Linked DNA regions of Mus musculus: regions 2 and 3 are each linked to region 1. The links are chromatin loops, found by intact Hi-C in ENCODE. Cell type or tissue: heart. All regions are shown on one strand.

Region 1 (2,500 bases):
GTCTTCGCCTCCTCGGGTCAACCCCATTCAAGGCTAGGTCGGGGGCTGGGGCACCCAACTCAGGGGAAAGCAGCCCTAGGCGCTTTCCTGCGCTCGAGGGTGCCGGGATCCTAAGAATGCTCAGTGGAGTAGCCAAGGCCAAGCTGGGGATCCACCGCTCCCGCATGCACTCACTGGGTTAGACACCCCAGCGGCAGGCAGAGCCTAGTTCCCGCAGGAGCAAGGGAAGAAGCCTAGGTCTGGACCTCGGGGAACACTGCAGGTTGCGCAAGTGGACATTGGGTTACTTGCTGGCAAGAGGCCAGACTCCAAACTCTTGTGGGGGGCTTCCTTCTCCACCCCAAGTTGGTGAGGAAGCCGCGGCAGGACTCTGTCTCGCTCGGAGCTGGAGCCGCAGCAACCCCAGCTGGGTCCTGAGGGCCCACGTGTTTCGCAACCAATCGCCCAGGGCCGCTAGATTCAAAGCCAACTCCTCCAAGGAGCAGACACGCTGCCTCCTCCTGGTAGGGAAGATGTCTGTTACCTTCGGAGACTTGGCCTTTCCTGGGTTTGGTTGGTTGGTGGAGTCTGGAGTTCAGTCAAGAAATAGCGTGTCCCCCCCCCCCAAAAAAAACAACAACCATCACCCCACACACACACCTAAAGTCTCGAGGGCCTAGCAAAAGAAGGAACTCTATCCTAAATAAATAAATAAATAAATAAATAAATAAATAAATAAATAAACAAACGTGGCCACAACTGTTTATGACTCTCATTTTTGACTCTCTGTGCTGGGAGCTAAAACGACACTTTGAGTTGGCTCTTATTCGGCATTTGAGATATGTAGGGACGAATTGTATAGATTATTAGCCCAAACCCTTTATTGTGCAGGTGAGGAAAGAGAGGTCTTTGGCGATGTGAATTGCCTGGCTGGAGACCTGCAGGGCCTCAGTAGTGGCCAGGGAGTTTGCCCTATCCTCTTCATCTCCCCAACGCTTCGCCCCCAGTCTTCCTTTTCTTAAGACACCAGGCGTAGCAATGGTTTAAACCGGCGCAGGAGGCTCCACATGGCGCTTCCTGAGACCACAGACTGCTGAAACCCGCAGGGTTGGTCCTTTATCCCAGCTCCCTCTCTCTGGCTTCCTCTGCTATTGAGGCTGATAGATTTTGCTCATCGCAAAGAAAGACAGTGCCCTCTTAAGTCCTTTCTTAGCATTAACTCGTCAGCCTCACGACAGCCTTTTCAAATCTGTTTCCTATTTTAATTTTTGATAGCGTCTTGGCTCCATTTTGCTTTACAGAGCCAGGGAAAAAGCTCGAGGGATTCAAGGTAAGAACCAGGTGTGGAGGCCCCCAGGGGCAGCAAGGAGCCAGGCAGGCAGAATTCCGTTCCCAAGGAGAGAAAGATTACAACCAATAGAAAGCAAACGGATGGAAACGGAGTTCGCATCAGAGATAGGCTCTGACGAGAGGAAGATAGGAACAGGTCTCCGAGTCTTTTAAAAGCATATTTCTATGTCCTGTGGAGGCACCAAAGCCCACTACTGTGCACTTTCTGGCCCTTTTTCTTTGTTTTCATCTGTCTGGGTTTGGGTCAAACACAAATATGTGGGTTTAGGGCACTAACAGTTCATGTGTACCAGTGGAGTGGAACACTGTTCCATTAAGAAGTTAGCACATCTTCTCTTTTGACAAAATATGCCTGTCTTTCTCCCAAAGCCACCTAGAACTGCTGCTGCTGCCTGGAAGCAGTATATATACCTATGTCAGCTGGTTGGCTGGGGGTTTTGCCAGGAGAAGTCAGCTGGCAGAGGATAGATAATCGTTTCTATTGCATCTCCCACCTGGAAGTTGCAGCATCCACAATGAAGTAAACAGTGAAGTTCGCTTCTCTTTGTAGAGTGCTTGGCTAAGCAAGAGGGCTAAAAGGATGCTAAGTCCAGCTGTTAGCTGCCGCTGTATCTTTTCTACCTAATGTTACCACTTCCTGTGCTTCAAATCAAGAAAACAAAATCACAGCCTAGAAACTTCTGAAATGAAATCAGTGACCATCCACATCCCTTCCTCTGCTAACGGGAGATAAGCAACTTCCGGTGACGGAATTTGTTTATATAGGTTACACAAACCAGGAAATACTGAAAGACACAGGAAGTGAACTTATATTTTAGAAAAGTGCATGTTTCCAGTGACCCTCAGACATGAGCCAGAGTATGAAAATTCTTTCGACTGCTGGGCGGCTTCTAATGCCTTTCTCACGGCTGAGAGTGATTTGCAACTTAGTGGATTTATGATCATAGAAACTCAAACTATATCTTTTTATGGTCTCTCCCAGCCAATGGCAAAAGTCATTCTTATCACCTTGTTCACAGGAAGCAAAGGTGAGTCGTGTGCGTGTACAGGAAGAAACCGCTCCACAGGATTGTGATTGCCCTAGACTACAACAGACAGGGCCGGATGCCGAGGTGTAAGACCTCAGGAGAGGAGGCCACTCCTTAGCTTTGTACAGCAGCCTGAGCTTGAT
Region 2 (2,500 bases), 370 kb before region 1:
GGATGGAGGAGGCTGGGCACTGAGAGTCAGATGGAGGAAGCTTTGGCACTGCTAAAGTGAAGGAGAGAATGGGTTGGTGCCTTCCATCATTCACCTTTTGCTTTGCCGCACATTCCCTAGGGCAGGTCATAGCTGACCTAGTCAACCTAGTCCCTCAACCTTCCTCCAGTGCCAAGTCCACTGTGCAAAGCATGGGTAGTGATAGGGTAATGTTACAGACTAGCAGGGGTGAACCTGGAGAACAGGTATGGTGTCCAGCCCCTAAGAACGTCTCCTCAGCCTTCTCCCTTGGATAATATTACCAGTTTCTATCTGCAATTAAGTCAGGGAACCAAAGAGGAACACACACACACACACACACACACACACACACACACACACACACACACCTTATGTAGATGAGTTTCAAGAACCCTTACCACATAACATTTTCTCCCATGCAATGGACTTCATGTGTGATGGGGACTGTTTACCAAAAGAAATCTGTAAGAGCTGTTGGCTGATTGCAACAGTGTGCTATTTCATATAATAAAATGGAAGCAAGAAAGCAATGCCCACCATTGCATTGTGCATATACATCATCATCACCATCACCATCACCTCTGCACTACCCCCAACACCATGCACCAAATCACACCTATCCCGCAAACATAGCACACTATACACACTAATATTCATAGACACACACACACACACACACACACTTCTTGCTTTAAGATTCTGTTTCTATTAATTTGCAGCACACATCAATGACTCTCCTAGCATTTTTAGGCTAATGTATAATTCAGGGACCTAGTACCATGCACTCATAATAGTTAAATAGAATGAAGGAGTCTTAAGTGACTGGGGGGACTGTGCAGCCAGCAGGTAAATGTTGCCTCAGCAATGTGGCTTTGGAAACAAAAGGCAGCACTAACTACAGAACACAGCTCAGCGCCTTCAGCTACTCCCCACGCCACAGAGACACACTTTCAGATCCACTCCCCCTCACATCCTGCTGTAAATCTTTCTGAAGGCTGAGCCTTTACTCCCAGATAATGTGTCTGTCTAGGCAGCTTGCATCAAGTCTTGCTTCGTTAGCAGTTTCTCCGGGCTGTCAACCCTGTTCTCTCTCTGACCCACAGGAGACAGGCAGGTGAACGAACACATTTGACCCACAGTTGGAAGCGGCAACGCGGGCATTCTTCTATTGTGACATCTGCCTGTAAGTTATTCTGATGTCCACAGAGTCAAAGGCAGCTGCGTAGGTTAGAGGGGCCTCAGAAGCCAGTTGGAGGAAGTTCAGGCTCAGAATTGGTACTAGGTAAATAGGAGGCGGGAGCCTGCAGGGGGCAGTCTCCACTGACCTGTGGCCCATTGTGCTCTTGGCTTAGCCAAAATCAATCCGATGCCTCAGCTGCCTCTACACCTACTATCTCAAGGAGGCAGGAAAGGAAAGCCATGTTCCAAGCATCCACACAGAGTTGAGTGGAAGCCTCCTGTAAGCTTTAGGCTTTCTTTCTTGGAAATCGCATCTAAAGGGATACAGATAGAAGTGCTGAGGACCCCACAGCTTTAGCTTCAACCATTTTGTTGGGCTTTCCCAAGATTTGTGTCCAGAATAAGGACAGCATTCCCTTAGGGAAAGCAGCATGCATTGGGGCTCTGAGGACACTTGTCAATGCCAATGTGACTCCTGGTGTTTATCAGGCTTGGGTCTTGCTTCCAGAGAGAAAATGTGGGCCATGTCAAGCAAATGCAAGATCAGAGTAGAGAAGGCTTCGGCTGACTTTAAACCCACACACCCACCTTTACCAGCAGTAGGTTCTTGGGTGCAGCAAATGACCTCAAGGCATCTCAGTTTCACACTTGAAATGGAGACAGTGATAGTACCTGATGGTATTCCTTCTAAGATTCCTCCAGCTCTCTCTCTCTCTCTCTCTCTCTGCCTCTACTTCCTTCTCAATTCCCTTTCCCATGCCCCCAAATAAACTCTATTCTTATACTAGACCTATTGGGTCTAGTATACCCATTGGGTCTAGGTACCTTGGGGGTAGGATGCTTCAGCATGGGCCTGCTGAGGTACCCTCTCCCACCACACCACACCACACCACACCACACCACACCACACCACACCACACCACACTCTACAAAACATATCCTTGGTTTTATAAAACATTTGATTTAGTGTCACGACTCAGATTTACAAACTCGCAGGTTCACATTTCCCACCTTTGCTACAAGCACTTTCCAGACATCGGATTGCTTGACCTATCCATCCAAATACCAGCAAATTGGTAAGCTCCCCCACCACACACACACACACACACACACACACACACACACACACCACTAGTCAGCTTAAACGACCCCTGGTCCCAAGGGAAGGCAGTTGGGCTCACAGCCACCCCCTGCTGTACTTGGGGACAAAGATATTCAGAGTCATGACCCTCTTCCCTGACTCTTCATCCTAGAACCTCTTTCCTTGGGTGAGGTCTCTTTCTCTTCTCAAGACAGTTCC
Region 3 (2,500 bases), 540 kb before region 1:
AGGAAACTCAAGTGCGCAGAGCAATATTGTGACGATTTAAAGTTTACGTTTTCCGTTAGAAAGGTGGAATACATTTTGAAAGTTGAAAATGTTGAAAAGTGACTCAGTTGTGCTTATTACTTACAGTTCCAAGAGACATAATACACCAAACACTGCTGTGTCTCTATACATTTCTCTAGGAAGCTCATAATTCCAAGTTTACAACAATTTCACAAACCTTTATTTTGACAGGGTTTCAAGAGCGCTACAGAAAATCAGCTGAGAGTCTAGTAGAATTCTTGGAATGGAAGTCTTTGAGTCTTTGAGGGGGTTCTTTCCCCATCCAGGGGTGGAACCAAGATCTTCTTGGAGTATGAGGACGTTCAGGACGATGGTGACGGGTCACCAAGACTGCTCCTTGTTCTTTGCTGCAGCAGTTATGATTTAATCTTTACAGTTTGACTTTACCCTGTGGTTTCATGTGTCTTCCAATCTGCATCGCCAGCCTTGGTCTCTGCTGAACGCTCGGTGTGTGGCAGTCCAGATCACACCTAGCAGGCATCCGTCTTTATCCACAGCTCTGTGTCTGAAGACAGATTCACTCTTCCCTCTTCTCCCCCAACCAGCTCCAGGTCAGGTGTTGCCTACTTGGGAAATGGCGACATTTTGCTAGTCTGTAGGAAACATGCTAAATAATTTTCAAAGAAGAGAGAGGATTTAGAAACTTGTTTACTTCCTGGAACTGAGATGAGAGCATCTCCCTTTTTCTCATTGCTTCAAAAGATGCATATACATATGAATGCATGTATGTATGAATGCACATATTATGAATGCATGTACGTGTGAATGCATGTATGTATGATTTGTACATGTTTGTGTGTGGGTGCACTGTGCTATGGCACTGTCATGGAGGCAAATGGGCAACTTGTGGCAGTCAGTTCTCTCCTTCCACCATGTGAGCCCTGGGGAACAAACTCTAGTCATCAGGATTGGTGGCAAGTTCCATCACCCATTGAATGATCCCACCAGCTCCCCTCTTACTGTTTTTAAACAGAGAGAATCTAACAAAGCAGAACCATTGCAGAAAATTATAGTAGCTTCAGGAAAAGGAGAGAGAGAGAGAGAGAGAGAGAGAGAGAGAGAGAGAGAGAGAGAGAGAGATGAAGGAATGACTTTGTCTTTGTGTTGAGATGGGGTTAGGCAGGGATTCCAGAGCCAGATGCCATTTTGGAATGAAGTCAGTGGCCATTGCTCCGGCATTCCCAGCATCCCAGGGGAGCAGGAGTTGGGCGTTCACTACTGGTGATGCAGCATCTCCAGCCAGCACGGCTCCATGCAGCTGGGCACCAAGCATGCTGATGACGTCACCGAGCACAGCTGCTGCAATATCTGCTTTGGAGTTTGTTCCCAGCCTGGCTTAGACTTGGCATTGTTCTGGCTGGGCCTGAGCAGTCAGTGGAAGTCTTTAGGCACATTCTGTGCTTTCTAGGCTTGTCCAGGATACAATTTACTTCTCTGATCTATTTATCCCGAAAAAGGAGGTTGCAGCCGCTGCTGTTGCTCGTAATTCTTTCTTCATGGTGTCTTTCCACACCAGTGTCAAGAGAGAGAATGTGGACTGACAGCTGATTCTCCCTGACTCTTTGTCTTCCAGTTCAATGATACACATTAGCAGAGACTGAGCTGTCCCGGGGGAGAGCAGACTCCACACCCAGGCAATCTGGCTTTGAATCCTACTCCCACCATCTGATGAGCTATATGATATTGAGCAAAAGACTTAATTTCCCTAAGTCTCAATTACTTCATTTATTAAAAGTAAATACTAATCTTACACGACTATTTTAGTAGTGTGCTTGACCTATGCAATTGTAGTTATTGTAGCTTTTCTTACTGATGATTCATTTCATAACATTTATAGTAAAACTAAAAGTCTATCATTTCTAAGATGTATCTTTAACCTAGTAGCCATTTGTTATGTAATTGTAACATCAACCATTAATTTCACTTTCATTAGAGCATGTGCCATAGACGAAGCTGAGATTTTTGTTTTTTTTTTGCTATATTTAACAACTAAGCTTTAATAATCAGCCCAAGATCTCAGAGTTTTTAGAAGTAGAATCAAAACTTTGTCAGATTCTGCTCTGTTCTTTTTTCTATTGTTCCACGGTGATTTGGACTTTGAATAGGTTGTTCAATCGATATTTGTTGAAAGTTGCCTTGGCACTAGAAGGAGAGGGATGAAATCAGGTGTGAAGAACTAGCTGTCAATAGCGAAGCTGTAGAGGGAAGCTGATTTAAGGCCATTCCCCCAAGAGCTGGGTTCTTCATACAAGGCACACATGTTGCTACTTTATGTGCTCTGAGTGCAATGCATCTGTATGTGAAACCTGAAGGCATCTTTATAAATCATGGTACCCTGTACAATGGATACATGACATGACAAAAGTTTGTAAATCAGTTATTTGGGAATTCATAAAATGTTCTCTGATCCTAGCCACTTATCTCCCGGGTCCTCTCGGAC

The links. Hi-C counts contacts between places; a loop is a spot of excess contacts. Peaks named below come from ENCODE experiments on the same cell type or tissue, not always from the same donor. Only the 100,000 strongest peaks of a DNase experiment are listed, where the experiment ranks them.
Region 2: a loop joins it to region 1, with 3 times the contacts of the local background. A loop is called at or near these places in 23 of 42 quality-filtered maps.
Region 3: a loop joins it to region 1, with 2.7 times the contacts of the local background. A loop is called at or near these places in 6 of 42 quality-filtered maps.

What each region holds. Positions count from the first base shown.
Region 1 is chr13:97,238,332-97,240,831 of GRCm38, reverse strand. No RefSeq gene overlaps it. Among named protein-coding and RNA genes, the nearest start is that of Enc1, 1.5 kb to the left of the region's middle. In heart, CTCF peaks have their summits at 480 (motif pointing left) and 1,170; DNase peaks (open chromatin) are centred at 381 and 1,051; H3K4me3 peaks cover 1,339 bases; H3K27ac peaks cover 1,603 bases.
Region 2 is chr13:97,606,136-97,608,635 of GRCm38, reverse strand. Gm34087 (a long non-coding RNA gene) reads left to right here. Exons shown (of 5, transcript XR_873831.2): 3 at 1-72; 4 at 1,125-1,204. Among named protein-coding and RNA genes, the nearest start is that of Gm34087, 15 kb to the left of the region's middle. In heart, a CTCF peak has its summit at 1,331 (motif pointing right); a DNase peak (open chromatin) is centred at 1,275; H3K27ac peaks cover 666 bases.
Region 3 is chr13:97,774,087-97,776,586 of GRCm38, reverse strand. No RefSeq gene overlaps it. Among named protein-coding and RNA genes, the nearest start is that of Rps18-ps4, 24 kb to the right of the region's middle. In heart, no CTCF peak of the experiment used is centred here; a DNase peak (open chromatin) is centred at 1,326.